Regions from separate parts of the Homo sapiens genome. Here region 2 is linked to region 1. The links are chromatin loops, found by intact Hi-C in ENCODE. Cell type or tissue: IMR-90. All regions are shown on one strand.

Region 1 (8,000 bases):
CTGTTATTTGCAGAGTTTATAATGTTCCTGGCAGTTAAACACAAAGCCATAATTTACAAAGGGAAGATTTAGAGTTTCTAACCTTCTCAGTTTTGGAGATGATGGTTGCTGGAGTTACATAAGCTCAGACATTATCGATTCCCATTGAAGCTAAGTCTGCAGTTTATACTTAGGTTTAGGCCCATCAAAGTCAATTACCGGAAGAAGTTACATGTATCGCCAACTATCATTGCTTTTTTCCCTCCATTTTTCTCCAGAAGGGTTTATTGATCATTACTTTGTTTATTATTTATTGGCCTTAATCCTTTGAGTCTCAAAATAAGAGCCTTAGGTGAGTTTTTCCCACCAATATAAAATACCTATTGTCATGCTTCGTTATGCATTGACATTATCTTGTGCGAAAAATGCTTATGGACCATACTTTTGATCTATTTTCCCATTCATTTACTGGTATTCTTTGAGAGAGTTTGTCTATTTTTATACTATTTAAAAGCTGCCTTTATTTGTATAATCTGTACTTGACTCACTCTGTTCAAAATGACAATGAAGTGTTTTATATTACAAACATTTTTGAGTATACAGCATGTGCCATGCCCAGGACTTGCTACCTGACGCTTGATGGAACAGAGATTTAAAAATGTATCCCCTGCCATTGAAGAACTCACAGTCCAGTGACAAAGCAAAATACACAGAAATAATTAAAATTCATTATACATCAGTTAGGAGTAGGTTCCATTGCAAATAATGTGGCTTATTAAATAGAAATTCTCTATTTGTCCAAGGCTGATATGGTGGCTTTACCACCAAAGACCTTAGAAACTCACATTACTTCTAGTTCTACTCCATAATTTCTAGGGTGTATCCCTTTAACTTCATGTCCTAAAAAAGCTGCCAGAGCTCTGGTGATTATAAGTGCATTCCAGGCAGTAGGATGGAGGAAGGACTATGAAGAAAAAAATTTTTGAGACAAAGCCTTGATCTGTTGCCCAGGCTGGAGTGCAGTGGGCAACCATGGCTCACTGCAGCCTCACTCAACCTCTCAGGCTCAAGCAATCCTCCCACCTCAGCCTCCTTCCAGAGTAACTGGGACTACAGGCACAGCTAGTTCTTCTATTTTGTAGAGATGGAGGTCTTGCTATGTTACCAGGACTGGTCTCAAACTCCTGGACTCAAGCGATCCTCCTGCCTGGGCCTCCCAAAGTGCTGGGATTATAGGTGTGAGCTACTGCATTCAGTCAGGACTATGAAGAAATATGAAAGGATATGCATGAGCTGTCTTGTAAGATTCTTAGAAGCTGCTGGTCAATGCATGTGCTTATATCTCATTGGCCAGAATTTATTCTTATGGCTACACTTACAAAATATAGTCTTTCTAATGGGTAGCCACTGGCTCAGATGAAAATTAGGGATTCCATTTCTATTAAGGTGAAAAATAGACAATAAGAAACAACCACTAGGTTGAAGTATTAATATATGAAATTACTAATATCTGATTTTTTTCATCTTCAAAGAGTTAGTTTCACATACTTCACTCTAAGAGTGGTCTTGGTCCCATAGTGCAGCACAAATTATAACTCAGAATTGTGCATGCAGAGCAGACTAGTGAGCAAGCACTAACTGCTGAAAGGTCTGAGGAGGTCTAGTGAGGATGCTTGGGTTGATTTTGAAGGATGAGTTCCATTCACTAGACAGAAAGAGGAGGGGTGTGGACTCCAGGCAGGGGGACAGTTTTCTTGAATCATAGATTGTAGCTGTGTTATCACTGATAAGCATTTGGATGCCTGGGGTGTAGGTGCCTGGTAGGAGTGGTTGGAAAGATTTATAGGACCAACCTGGAGGCTTTTAGATGTCATGCCATGGGGCTGGGACTTGTCCTGGAATCAATAGGGATGTCACAAAGTTAGGCTTATTTTTAGAAAGATAATTCTTAAGGGGATAATAAATGAAATCTACATTTTCACTTTTTAAAAAACTTTCTAAAAGGGTCTTTTTAAATATTTGCAAGTGGTACATCTGTCTACAAAGGCAGGTTGCCATTGCTGGTTTTATTTTAAGCCTATTACTCTATACCATTTTAGTGAAGGACAAATACCCAAAGAGGGATGGTCACCATCTCTGTTCTTCCACTCAAACGTGAAATCCAGCCTGGCAAGAGGGATCATCTGCCCACGAAACACCTTGGGCCAACAAGGGCAATTCTTGTCAGGGAAATCCTTAAGTCAGAGAGAACACTGTCAGAAAGCCAAGCTTCCTGCTGTTTGAGGAAGACAGCTGAGCCTGTAAGGAGACTGACAGTGTCTCTGAGTAAGAGCCTCACACTACCTAGAGCAATGCAAAACTCAACGTGGCCAACTCCATCTGGTCATTTAGATTTCAGCTTAAATGGTAACTCTTAAGTCACTGGCTCTCCTGTCACCATATTTAGCTTCTCTGCATGCTTTCTGCCCTCCCGCCGCTCCATTTATTTATCTGCATGGCAAGCAACCGTCCTCCTTTCCCCTCAAGAATGGAAACTCCATGCAAGCCGGGCATCAGCTGCCTTGTCTTGAGCTGTATGTGAAGCCCCCCAGAATAATGCCAGGCTCATAGTAACCATAGCAGCATACCCAAACTCTGCAGCTTTCTTCCTGCCATTTTGCTAATCAATCCTGCTCATTGACTGGAGATTTTGCTGAGTCAGAATCCTCCACACTAACTAATCTTGCCATCAGTCTGCAGGAATTCTGTGACTGTGCAGACAGACTGTCAGTATCTTGACCACTCGTTTCTTTACCTCTTCATCTCTACTTCATTTTCCACTTGTTAGCTCCTGAAGCTGCTCTGCCACAAAAACCATTCTTCTAGTACAGTTACCTTCTATTCTTCCTCTCCCCATCATCTCTCTCCCTCTTCACTTCCCCACCTTTTCAGCTTATACTCTCTTGTCAGCAATTTCAGTTGCCTTCTTCCCAATATCCTAACCAATTTCTACTCATCAATCCAACTAGAAAATGATGCGGTGGGGGTGGGATGAGTCTAAATTTCCATCTGATTTGCATCTGTATAAGATATTGAGTGATGCTAGAGAACGTCTCACAACCACGTGTATCAGACCACAAGAAATTCATGCTCACAACTTCAACTGTGCACAGCATGATAACACAAGTCTACCACGTTCTTTAGTCAGTGTCTCTGTCGCAGGCTAGACCACACCTTCCTCATTGATTGTGGCAGCATGGGTCTGCCTGAGTTCACTGTGATTCCTACAGTCCATTTTCCAGGTTGTAGTTACCTTCCTGAAATACAAATATGTCTTACTTAAAACTCTTCAGTAGCTTTCCAATGTGATTAAAATCTGACATCCTTAGTCTGGTTCTTACAAGTTCTTCCATGATCTTGTGCCTGACTCTTCTATTCTATGATCTCATGTCACTCTTTTTTTCATTCCTATCTGTGCTTTAAGTGGTACTGTATTTTTTTTTTTAACTTTCTTGAAACTGAACCTCATACAGTTTCAGATCTGAGATGTATGTGCTCTGCGTCTTTCTGCCCAGAGTGCTCTCTCAGCCAGCTCTCCACCTCTTAACTCAGCCAACTCCTTCTCACCCTCAAGTCTTCACTTTAAAGTCCCTTCCTTAGGAGGGCATTTTCTGAACCTTCAAGGACCTCACTGATAGGCTCACACTGCAACATTTACCCCCTTAGTTATGGTTATCACTTTTTTCATTGTTTATTTAATCTCCAGCTTATCACTCTAAGCGTTCAAGTGCCCTTTATGGTTTCTCTCTGCTGTCTCTCTCAGACCTAGCAGAGTAGCAGCACACAGCTGGAAGTGAACTGAAGGAGTAAAAGCTGCTCACTGGGGACTGGCACGACCTCAAGGTCCAAATTTCAGAACCACATGATTTCCCTCAAAAATCCATTGATAGAACTGCCTCAGTGCCTGCTACTTCTATTTTGGTTCATGGATGCCATTCCTCTTTGTTATGAGAATTTGGGGTGAGGGAACAGGAACATAAATAAGCAGGAGAGTCATAGGTACAAGGAATGCTCCAGATGACTCTTCAGCCTGTGACCATTTGACTACCATGAATCACACGGATTGCACTGGCACAGAGCTCTCATTCCTGAAGGTTTGACAGCAACTTCAAGCCCAATAAATGACATCCTTACAATAAAAAGCAACATTCTATAAAAAGGGTGAAGAGTTAATATCCTCATGGATTTAAACCAGAGGTCTAGTACAGATATAGAACTTGAGTGATTCACAGGCCTTATGTATTTTTAATATCTGAGACCACAGGAAATGTGTCCAGGAGAATGCTGCTAATGATACCATAATACGTGTCCACAGGTTTCTTACAGAGCTGTTGTCATTTTAACCCCATGACATAAAGTACAAATGACCTAATTGCCAAAGCAGAAATGTTTACCTAATCAGGATTCAGTGTGTTTCGGAAAAGAGAGAGAATAAGCTAAAGCTGTTACTTTACTTGTGCACTTACAAGATGATGCTGATATGGTTTGGATTTGTGTCCCTGCCCAATTCTCATTTTTGAATTGCAATCCCCAATATTGCAAGAGGAGCCCGGTGGGAGGTGATTTTATCAAGGGGGCGGATTTCCCCTTTGCTGTTCTCGTGATAGTGAGTGAATTCTCATGAGATCTGGTTGTTTAAAAGTCTGCGGCACCTTTCCCTTTGCTCTCTTCCTCCTGCTCCAGTCATGTAGGAGGTGCCTGCTTCCCCTTCACCTTTGCCATGATTTTAAGTTTCCTGAGGCCTCCCCAGCCATGCTTCCTGTACAGCCTGTGGAACTGTGAGCCAATTAAACCTCTTTTCTTTATAAATTACCCAGTCTCAGGCAGCTTTATTAGAGCAATACGAGAAGGAACTAATACAGATGCCAACCGGTTTTTCCAAGAAACTCTGTAACTTAACTAGTGTGTTCTCAGCACCTGAGTGAAGGGACATAGAAGCCCAGGCTGTTGAGAAGCCCTTCTTTCCCCTGGGAAGGAAAGGCCACTGCAAGTCTAATTTTTGCTTCTCTGGCAATGATAGTCTGGAGACACAGCTCTTCAGTTCCAAGAACCCAGTTTCTATTGTCGGTGGGAAACGTAATCACAGGGGGAGAAAGGAAGGTGTTCCCGATGTCAGCGAGCAAGAGCTGGGAAAGGAAGAGATGAATGGGAACAGACATAGGAGTTTGCCTGTGAGGACAATTACCTGAGTTGTGAGCAGTGACGACCGAATGAAAGGAAACCCACTGTAATTAAATAGGGTGGCAGTACGAGGAGCTGGGCCAACAGTTTCACACATCAGCTTTGATAGCTTATTTAGGAGGGGAGGGAATGTTCAAGGGGGAACAATCAGGGCTTATTGCATAAATGAATGAATGAAAGTTCCTAGTAGCCTGGTCATCACTCAAGGAGTGGCTGCACGCTCTGGAATGTCAACACTATAATGCCTCAATTTGCCTAGAAGAAAATTTAAATAAATAGATTTTCTATACAATCTTTTCTCCTCTATTGTTCCTTTCTGAAATTTGGTAGTTTAAAATGTACATCTACGTTATGGCTGTGTTTGTACTGAACATCTGAACCAGACTTAGTCCAGCCAAACTGTTCACTCTTGCTCTCGTCACGATCAATACCAGTCAAATCAATCTTGCAGCAATCTGCACCAATCACAGGAATGACCAAAATGAGACCAGCCAAGCTGCCATCCAATTTCATGCCAAGGGACAGAGTCTTGGTGTCATTTGTAGTTGCAATTAAATCTGGCATAAAACATATTTAGCATTCCATCTTGTTCAACAGCTAAGTACCACTTATTTCAACATAGCTTCATCAGAATATAAGCATAGAAAGATTAACCCTTTAGCACAAACAGGGGAAAACACCGGGCCAGTACAGATTGCTGCTTCAAGTACTTTCGGTCTCACTGGTCAGAGACTAACTCAAATTCTGTCACCTGCTATGCAGAAATCTCCATGAGTGCTTTAAAAGGGTAGGCTATCTCCCACTTATTAATATTTAATGGCTTTGGGAAATCGTGGGTTATCTTACTCCCCTAGAAGGAATTATATATTTTGAGTGTTGTAAATATCTGTAGGCTTTAAGCTGCTCTGTGCTATGTAAACAAATGGCCTTGGTCATCATTTATTCCTGAAGTTATGAACCATGATGCATTTTACTGGCAGCATTTAGTTCTCATTACCATGCCTGGGCAAGTCTGCAGTTTCTGCTCTCATGGATAAGAGCGGCTTTATCTTTTTTTTCTTTTTGTTTAAGGCAGCGTCTCACTCCATCGTCCAGGCTGGAGTGCAGTGGCACGATCATGGCTCACCTCAGCCTCGACCTCCCAGGCTCAAGCAATCCTCCCAACCTCAGTCTCCTCAGTAGCTGGGAACACAGGTGTGCACCACCACACCTGACTAATTTTGTTTTATTTTTCACAGAGACACTCTCACTATGTTGCCCGGGCTGGTCCTGTACTCCTGGGCTCAAGTGGTCCTCCTTGCACTGCCATCAGTGCTCCCCAGCAGCTCCTTCCCTGAAGGAAAATCTGTGCTGCACTCACCAGCATGCTGAAGTAGCTGCTGCCAGTTGCTCTCAAGTTTGCCTTTGCCCACTGCCCAATCTAAAAGAAAAAGGGGCAGAAAGCTGTTATAGACTCAACTGTGCCCCCACAAATCCATAGGCTGAAGTCCTAACCCTCAATGTGACTGTATTTGGAAATAAGGCCTTTAAAGAGGTAATTAAGGTAAAAAGAGGTCATTGGTGTGGGACCCTGACCCAATAAGACTGGTGTGTGTCCTTTTGTAAGAAAAGGAAAGGACACCAGGAGCTATCATGCATGGAGAAAAGGCTACATGAAGACACAGTGAGAAGGCTGCAGGTGGGAAGAAAGGTTGCATCAGAACCTGAGCCTGCTGGCATCCTGATCTCTAACTTCCAGCCTCCAGAGCTGTGAGGTAATGCATTTCTGTTGCTGAAGCCCTCATCTGCAGTGTTTTGTTATGGCAGCCGGGGCTCACTTGTGCAGAGGTGGACGTGCCACTCACTCCCGTGGCCAGTGCATGACCATTCTGCTCCACTTTCCCCAGATCACCATCCTGGGGCTTATTTGTCCTTCTGGAATTATTACACCAGAGACTATCGCAAACGTAGTATAATGACTGGCTGGCACATGCAAATAACTTTGTATTATGATAAAATATACATAACATAAAATGTACCATTTTAGCTATTTTGGACTGCATAGTTCAGTGGCATTAAGCACTTTCATCTTGTCATACTACCATCACCGCCATCTATCTCCAAAACTCTTTCATCTTCCCAAACTAAAACTCTGAATCCCCTGAACAATAACTCCACATTCTCCCCTCACCCCAGTTCCTAGTCACCATTATTCTACTTTCTGTCCCTATTAAGTTGACCACTCAAGGGACTTCCTATACATGAAACTCTATATATTTGTCTTTTTGTGTCTAGGTTATTTTACTTGGCATAATGTCTTCAAATTCCATTCATGTTGTGATATGTATTAGAATTTCCTCCCTTTTTGAGCTTGAATAATATTCCTGTGTGTGTGTGTGTGTGTGTGTGTGTGTGTGTGTGTGTGTAATTTTGTTTGTCCACTCAGTGAGTCACTTTATATGTTATATTAATCCATTCTCATGCTGCTATAAAGAACTGCCCAAGACTGGGCAATTTATAAAGGGAAGAGGTTTAATTGACTCAGTTTCGCATGGCTGGGGAGGTCTCAAAAAACCTACAATCATGGCAGAAGGGGAAGCAAACATGTCCTTCTTCACATGATGGCAGGAAAGAGAAGTGACAAGCAAAGAGGGAAAAGCCCCTTATAAAACCATCAGATTTTGTGAGAACTCACTATCATGAGAATAGCAGCAGGGGGGTAACTGCCCCAATGATTCAATTACTTCCCACCGAGTTCCTCCCACTACATAAAGGGATTATGGGAACTGCAATTCAAGATGAGATTCAGGTGGGGACACAGC
Region 2 (8,000 bases), 230 kb before region 1:
AAGCTTGCCTACTTCTTGACATTCCTCCTCCCTGCTGGAGCAAATGGCACTGGGCTAACCTTGGCTAACCTCCTTGATAGCCTTCCTGTATCTACTCTTGTCCACCTGCAGTAAGTTCTCCCTACTGCAATAAGCAAGATGTTTTAAAAGTCCAGACCTGATCACTGAAATACCTGCATAAAACTCTTCAATCGCTTTCCATTTATTTTTATTTTTATATTATTATTGTTACTTTTTTTTGAGACAGAATTTCACTCTGTCACCCAGGCTGGAGTGCAGTGGCACGATCTTAGCTCACTGCAACCTCCACCTCCCAGGTTCAAGCAATTCTCCTGCCTCAACCTCCTGAGTAGCTGGGACTACAGGCGCCTGCCACTACACGCAGCTAATTTTTGTATTTTTGATAGAAACAGGCTTTCACCATGTTAGCCAGGCTTGTCTCGAACTCCCAACCTCAAGGATCTGCCCATCTCAGCCTCCCAAACTGTTGGGATTACAGGTGTGAGCTACTGTATCCACCTCTAGTTTTTTGTAGAATAAAGAACAACATTCCCACCCTGGTCTACAGTGTCATAGGTAATCTGGCCCCTGCCTGCATCTCTAGACGTATGCTGGGCCACTCTTTTCCTACTTTACTCTGCTGAAGCCACAGTCTTGGGACCTTTGAAGTGCCACATTCTCCTGTTTTAGGGTCTTTGAAATACCGTTCCCTCCACCTGCACTTTACTGTTCCCTCCTTCTATCACTTTATTGAACTCCAAACCTTCTCTATGATCTAAACTTGAAGTCTGCTACTCTGGAAAACCTCCTCTAAGTCCCTTGACTGAATCGTATTGCATGTTCTTAGAGACCCCTACATTTTTCGATTGGTAGCCTTTATTTTAGTTAGACCAAACGTGCATAACAGGATACTTGAAATACCAGTGGCTTAAAACAACAAGGCTCTACTTTCTTATTTAAAAAGAGCAGGGCTGAGTAGAGCCACATGGGCTCGGAAGGTGCCAGGAACCCAGGGTCCTTCTAGGATCTCACTTGAATCAGACTTAAATTTGGCTTCCACTGCACTGTCCCCAATGACTAATTCAGCTCCATCCAGCAGTGAAAGCTACATTCCAAATGGCAGGATAAGGAAATTGAAAAAAAAAAATTTTAAGGCATTTCTCCTCACTTCAAGACTACATCTCATAAGCTGTACACGACATTTCAACTCACGAGCTGTTGGTTAAAACTTAATCACATGCCACATCTAGCTGCAAAAAAAGTCGAAAAATGTCGTCTATGATAGGTGGTCATTGTCCAGCTAAAAATAGTGGGATGAAGAGACTGGAGTTACTACTGGAAGTACTGTCTCTGCCACAGTGCTTTTTCTAGGTGGTGACTGCTTGTAGGCAAGGCCCACGTCAATTTGCTCACCACTGTATTCCTGGAAACTACATGCCTACTCCCAGCACATTGTAGATAATTTATAAACACCTGTTGAATAACCAAGTGGATGAATGAATGAATCAATGTTTCATGGGTATCCCTAGAGAGAACATTCCGAATGGAGGGAGGTGAAGGAGGTCATCAGAAATGTGTCATTTTAAAGGTATAATTTGAACTGGGTGAAAAAAATTGGCTTATTTCCCTTGTGGAAGTGGGATGTGAATATTCCTGCCAGGAAAATGTTGTGAGCACTGGCCCAGAAAGAGTGAAGCTCCAGAGAAGACTGGAGAGCAGGAAGAAAGCCATGGCGGGCCAGGCGCTGTGGCTCACGCCTGTAATCCCAACACTTTGTCAGACGGGAGCAGGCAGATCACTTGAGGTCAGGAGTTTGAGACCAACTTGGCTAACATGGTGAAACCCCGTCTCTACTAAAAATACAAAAACTAGCTGAGTGTGGTGATGCACACCTGTAATCCCAGCAACTTGGGAGGCTGAGGCAGGAGAGTCTTTTGAATCCAGGAGGCAGAGGTTGCAGTAAGCTGAGATCACACCACTGTACTCCAGCCTGGGTGACAGAGCGAGACCGTGTCAAGAAAGAGAGAAAGAGAGAGAGAGAGAAAGGAATGAAGGAAGGAAGGAAGGAGAGAAGGGAAGGAAGGAAGGAAGGAAGGAAGGAGAGAAGGGAAGGAAGGAAGAGAAGGGAAGGAAGGAAGAGAAGGGAAGGAAGGAAGGAGAGAAGGGAAGGAAGGAAGGAGAGAAGAGAAGGAAGGAAGGAAGGAGAGAAGGGAAGGAAGGAAGGAAGGGCAAAGTGGAGAAATATGAGACAATGTCAGAATTGTAGATGGGGCCGAAACTGCAGAGCATAATTTAGTGAGCACACCAACATCTGGGCAAAGCACCACTAAGCTCAGTGACCATCAGGGGTTCTGATGATGAGAGCACAGCACGCAGGGCCAGTTGTCCCATCAGTCCTGGAATATAGACATCTTAGGATGTGCAGATCACAGCCAGATCAAAATAGTCCCTGTGGAGGGTCCACCACGTTACCACACAGCACCTCCTAACCATTGCATCTGTTCATCCTGCCTCATCCCAGGTTAAGAAAACAGAAAGAAAGAGAGAGGAACTCATCTTACTGCCACCAGCTCTACCAGCCTAACAGCTGTGGGGCTTTCCTAGATCTCGGCTTTGCCTGAGGTTTCAGAGGATGGCATGTCCTTTGTCCTATCAAAGGTCAACCAAGCATTTCTGCTCTGCTCCTATCACCTCTCTCCTCAGTCATTACCCCTGTCTTCCACACCACCCTCTCCCTCTACTGGGCCATTTCTATCTGCATACAAACATGCTCTGGAGTACACTTTTGTTTTCTTAAAAAATGTTGCTGTTTTGATTTCCTATTTCTTTTTTTCTTTTCTTTTCTTTTTCTTTTTTTTTTTTTTCTGGAGATGGAGTCTTGCGCTGTCACCCAGGCTGGAGTGCAGTGGCATGATCTCAGCTCACTGCAACCTCTGCCTCCTGGGTTTAAGCAATTCTCCTGCCTCTATCACCCAGGCTGGAGTGCAGCGATGCAACCTCAGCTCACTGCAACCTCCGCCTCCCGGGTTCAAGCAATTCTCCTGCCTCAACCTCCTGAGTAGCTGGGACTACAGGCGCATGCCGCCACGCCCAGCTAATTTTTGTATTTTTAGTAGAGACGGGGTTTCACCATGTTGCCCAGGCTGGTCTGGAACTCCTGAGCTCAGGCAATCCACCCTCCTCAGCCTCCCAAAGTGCTAGGGTTACAGGGGTGAGCCACCATGCCCAGCCTTGATTTCCTATTTCTATGCAATAAATGCCTTGTTTCTTTGTTCCTCTGGATGACAGAAGTTCTTGAAAGCATCTGAAGCCACAGCCTCTGCATTCTCCCCTCTTGCTATGTCTCTCACTGTCTCTCACCAGGCTCTTTCCACTTCATTCCCCAGAAGCCAAAGCCGTTCTTTTCCACCTCACTTGGAAAGTGGCTACCAGACCCAGATCTCACCTCCCTCTGGCCTCTCCAGTCCTCCCAGTAGCTCTTAGCATGCGTGGATACACACCACCTCCCAGGACACGTTTTCTCTCAGCTTCCATGGACCTCACGCTCATGCTTTTTCTACCTCACAGTCTCCTTTACTGAACCCTAAATGGTGAGTCTGGATGGGATTCCTCTGCTATATGTTCTAGATTGTCCATTTTTATCCAGCGGCTTTAAACACAGTCTATATACCAATGACCCTCTTGTTCATATCTCTAGCTGTGACCTCTACCCTGAATTCCTGGCTTGTACACCAAACATGCAGCTCTTCATTTGTCATTTCCCCTTGGAAATCTAATGGGCTTCTAAACTTAACCTGACAACACAAAACTTTTCATTTCTCCCCCAACATTATCTGCCTGTTAGTTGACCCTACAGTCTCCCCAAGTGTTCCAGCCAGTTCTTCAGACAGATCCTCAATTCAGTGTCTTTACTGACCTTCTCCACCCAGTTCATTGGCAAGTCATAATGACTACATCCAAAAGACATCCCAGAGACTTTCCCTTCTCCCTCTCTGCTGTATCTACCCAGCCACAGCCTCTACCATTTTACTCTTGGCACGTGTAAGAGACATCTAAGTGGGCTCTGCTTTTTGCTTTTTTATTTGCCTTTCTTGCTGTTTTCTGCACATCATAGCGAGGATATTTTTTAATGTACATCACTGCATGTCAGTATCCCGTGCCGCACACCCCACTTACAGGCCTGTCTGAACCCTTGGCCCTGTCCACCACTCCTGATGACCTGGCCCTGTCCATCTCTCTGAACTTTGCATATTGACTTGTCCTCTTTCCCATGACAACCATACTCACTTCCCTTCTTTCCGTGCCTCGAACGTGCCATGTTTCCTTCTCCTTAGGATGCTTGCTTTCATCGTTCCTCTACCTGAGATGTCTTTTCCATACATCCTGCATGACTGGGACTGACTTTATCATTTACTTCTTTTCACAAATGTCTCCTCCTTTGAGAGGATGTTCCTGGTCTTTCATTCTAAGTTACTTTGTAAAAACTCAGGTTTTGTCACACCACTTTTCTTTCAACAAGACTCGACATTATCTGGTTTTTTGTTTATTTAATTTTCCCTTTTGTGAGTCTGCCTCCCCCCACCTCCCCAGGGTAAGCACTAATGTGGCAGGAGTTTATCTGATGTGCTCGCTGAGCAGCCTTGCACACAGCACCGTGCTTGGTACGCAGCATGTGCAAACGTGTGCAATATGTGCTGGACAAATGAGGACAATAACAAGGACAGTGATCATTGCTGGCAAGTGCAGAATTAGCCACAGATTCTGAGTAAATACCAATGACCAGAAAAGTTTAGAGGACTTTTAAATGTCTCTCCCACCCTATCTGTCATTTAGATTCATCCTGTTAGGACTCACTTACTGGTTGGTGTTATGCTTAGGGTCTGTCCCTGCAATGGGCTCAATGCTCATGTTCCCCTGCCCCAAACCCCATCCCCAAGGTGATGTTATATGGAGGTGGAGCCTGTGGGGGGTGATTAGGTCATGAGGGAGGAGGGCTAATGAAATCTCATTCCAATTTTAGAACACGTGCTGCAGAAGCAAACACGTCATGAAATCTCCTATGTTGAAATGCCATCCTCCAGGTGATGTTACTTGGAGGTGGCACCTGTGGAAAGTGATTAGGCCATGAGGGAGGAGGTCTCATGAATGGGGTTCATGAGCTTATGAAAGAGGCCCAACAGAGCTCACTTGCCTCTTCCACCATGTAAAGACACAGTGAGAAGACGGCCCTCTAGGAACCAGGAAGCGGGCTCTCACCAGACACCGAGTCTGTCGGTGATTTTCTCCTGGATTTCCCAAACTCCAGAGCTGTGAGGAACCAATTTCTGTTGTTAGAAACGACCCAGCTTATGGGATTTTGTTATAGCACCCAAATGGACTTAGGCCTTGTTTTATGATTTCAAACATGACAGGAGCAAGTTGATCTACATTAATTGACCTATCTAATTAGTCTTTTCCTGGAATAAAGTTTCTCAGAAAGTGGGTATAAAATCTTAGAGCAGTGATTACTTTATGGGTAAATAGGCAAATATAATTTTCATTTCAACACAGTTACTTTCAGGGTGAAATTGGCTACTATTGATAATGACAACAGGACAACAGATAGAAAACCAGGATTGTCCTGGACACCATGGAAAGTTCTGGAAAGGAAATTAGAAACAAGATGAACAGAGAAAAGAAAGACACAAGGATATGCTGAAACATTTTGAAACACTGTCACAATGACTAGTAGAGGAACATACTAGTATGTAGTAAACAAACTTAAGCTCACTGAAAAAGATGGAGTAAAAACATAAGCGTAGGAAACAGCCAGTCTCTAGAACAGTAAACATCCCTGTAAATAGGCCACTGCTGTGACCACAGGGCAGGAGGGCAAACAAACAATTGCATGTATCCACATTGTAGAAAGAACATCAGGTTCAGAATGATTCATTCATACAACTCTGTCTCGGCGTGAAGGATTCACACATATACACAGACAAGAAGATAGGAGACGGCCAGGCGCGGTGGCTCAGGCCTGTATGTAATCCCAGCACTTTGGGAGGCCGAGGCGGGTGTATCATGAGGTCAGGAGATCGAGACCATCCTGGCTAACACGGTGAAACCCCGTCTCTACTAAAAAAAAATACAAAAAATTAGCCGGGCGTGGTGGCAGGTGCCTATAGTCCCAGCTATTCGGCAGGCTGAGGCAGGAGAATGGCGTGAACCTGGGAGGCAGAGCTTGCAGTGAGCCAAGATCGCACCACTGCACTCCAGCCTGGGTGACACAGCGAGACTCTGTCTCAAAAAAAAAAAAAAAAAAAAAAAAGACAGAAAAGAAGATAGGAGACGTCTCAGCTGCACCATGGACAAGCCTCTCCAGGCATAATCTTCAGTTTATCCTAAGAATATATTAACCGGCAACTTGTTTTCTGATTATTCACTAAAGTCAACTCAGTTATAAAACAACAGACAGTTTACAAAGATAAGGATCATAGAGTGACAGGAGGGGAAGCCACCTAAAGAAGGCATTGATGATCAAGGATAGAAAATTGCAAAGCAGATGTAGAGGGGTCAAGGAATATTATATCTTGAGTACAGTAAAGGGGGGTGGATGAGTTATAATTCCATCTTGCTGCCCTCAGCTCTATTGATTCTTCGGCTCCTTAAATATGAAAATAGAAGAAAGGCAAACACTTAACAGGTATTTTTAAAAATCTGGATGGGCTAAGCTAAATCCATATGGGCCCATTCCACTTGATATGCAGGTGAGCACATAGTCCTTTCACGGCAATGGCAAAGGTGAAGTTACACCTGTATTGCTTTCTTGGAGCCCTGGGAAATATTGGTCACCTGAACTCCTCAAAAACAAGTGTGGAGAAAGGGAAGTGAGCAACAAGGTACCTGGTGTCATTGTCCTGGTAGAAGCACTGCGGGGAGGAGTCCTGCAAGCTGCAATCAGCTGAGTCAGGGAAGGACAGGACAGAGGCCCTGGCCAAGTTTCCTTTAAGAAAATAGCAATTTTCTCCCACAAGTAACGTGACATTCAATTTCACCCAATATCCACACCTGACTTTTGAAGGTCAGAGAACTGACAGTGTGTTTTATTTTGTCAGCAGTCAAAGAATACGGGGAATGTGGGAGAGTACTATTATGCCTGGTTTTTTTGTTTTGTTCTGTTTTGTTTTTTAGACTGAGTCTCAGTCTGTTGCCCAGGCTGGAGTGCAATGGTGCAATCTCAGCTCACTGCAACCTCTGCCTCCTGGGTTCAAGCTATTCTCCTGCCTCAGTCTCCTGAGTAGCTGGGATTACAGGCATGCACCACCACACTGGCTAATTTTTTTGTGTTTTTAGTAGAGGTGCGGTTTCACCATGTTGGCTAAGCTGGTCTGACCTCAGCTGATCAGCCCACCTTGGCCTCCCAAAGTGCTGCTGGGATTACAGTGTGAGCCACCCCGCCCAGCCGATTATTAGACCTGTTTTATGATGTACAATTTGATTTAAGAAATCTTAAGGAAAAACAGCAAATGCAAGATATTTAATGCAAAGCAGAGATAGTTTTCCTTTAGTAGAATTGTCTTAACAATCATCATACTGTCTTCCACAATGGTTGAACTAATTTACATTCCCACCAACAGCATCAACACGTTCCTATTTCTCCACATCCTTTCCAGCATCTGTTGTTTCCTGACTTTTTAATGATCGCCATTCTAACTTGCGCCATTCTAACTGGTGAGACGGTATCTCATTGTGGTTTTGATTTGCATTTCTCTAACGACCAGTGATGAAGAGCTTTTTTTCATGTTTGTTGGCCACATAAATGTCTTCTTTAGAGAAGTGTCTGTTCATATCCTTTGTCCACTTTTTGATGGGGTTGTTTTTTTTTTTCTTGTAAATTTGTTTAAGTTCCTTGTAGATTCTGGATATTAGCCGTTTGTTAGATGGATAGATTGCACAAATTTTCTCCCATTCTGTAGGTTGCCTGTTCACTCTGACAATAGTTCTTTTTGCTGTGCAGAAGC

What was found. A loop is a pair of places that touch in the nucleus more often than their neighbours do. Peaks named below come from ENCODE experiments on the same cell type or tissue, not always from the same donor. Only the 100,000 strongest peaks of a DNase experiment are listed, where the experiment ranks them.
Region 2: it touches region 1 in a loop (2.3-fold over the local background); 2 of 110 quality-filtered maps call a loop at or near these places.

What each region holds. Positions count from the first base shown.
Region 1 is chr13:109,624,288-109,632,287 of GRCh38, forward strand. No RefSeq gene overlaps it. Among named protein-coding and RNA genes, the nearest start is that of LINC00676, 100 kb to the right of the region's middle. In IMR-90, no CTCF peak of the experiment used is centred here; a DNase peak (open chromatin) is centred at 4,064; H3K27me3 peaks cover 721 bases.
Region 2 is chr13:109,390,578-109,398,577 of GRCh38, forward strand. LOC105370359 (a long non-coding RNA gene) reads right to left here. Exons shown (of 3, transcript XR_001750017.3): 3 at 7,856-8,000. Among named protein-coding and RNA genes, the nearest start is that of LINC00399, 6.1 kb to the right of the region's middle. In IMR-90, no CTCF peak of the experiment used is centred here; no DNase peak of the experiment used is centred here.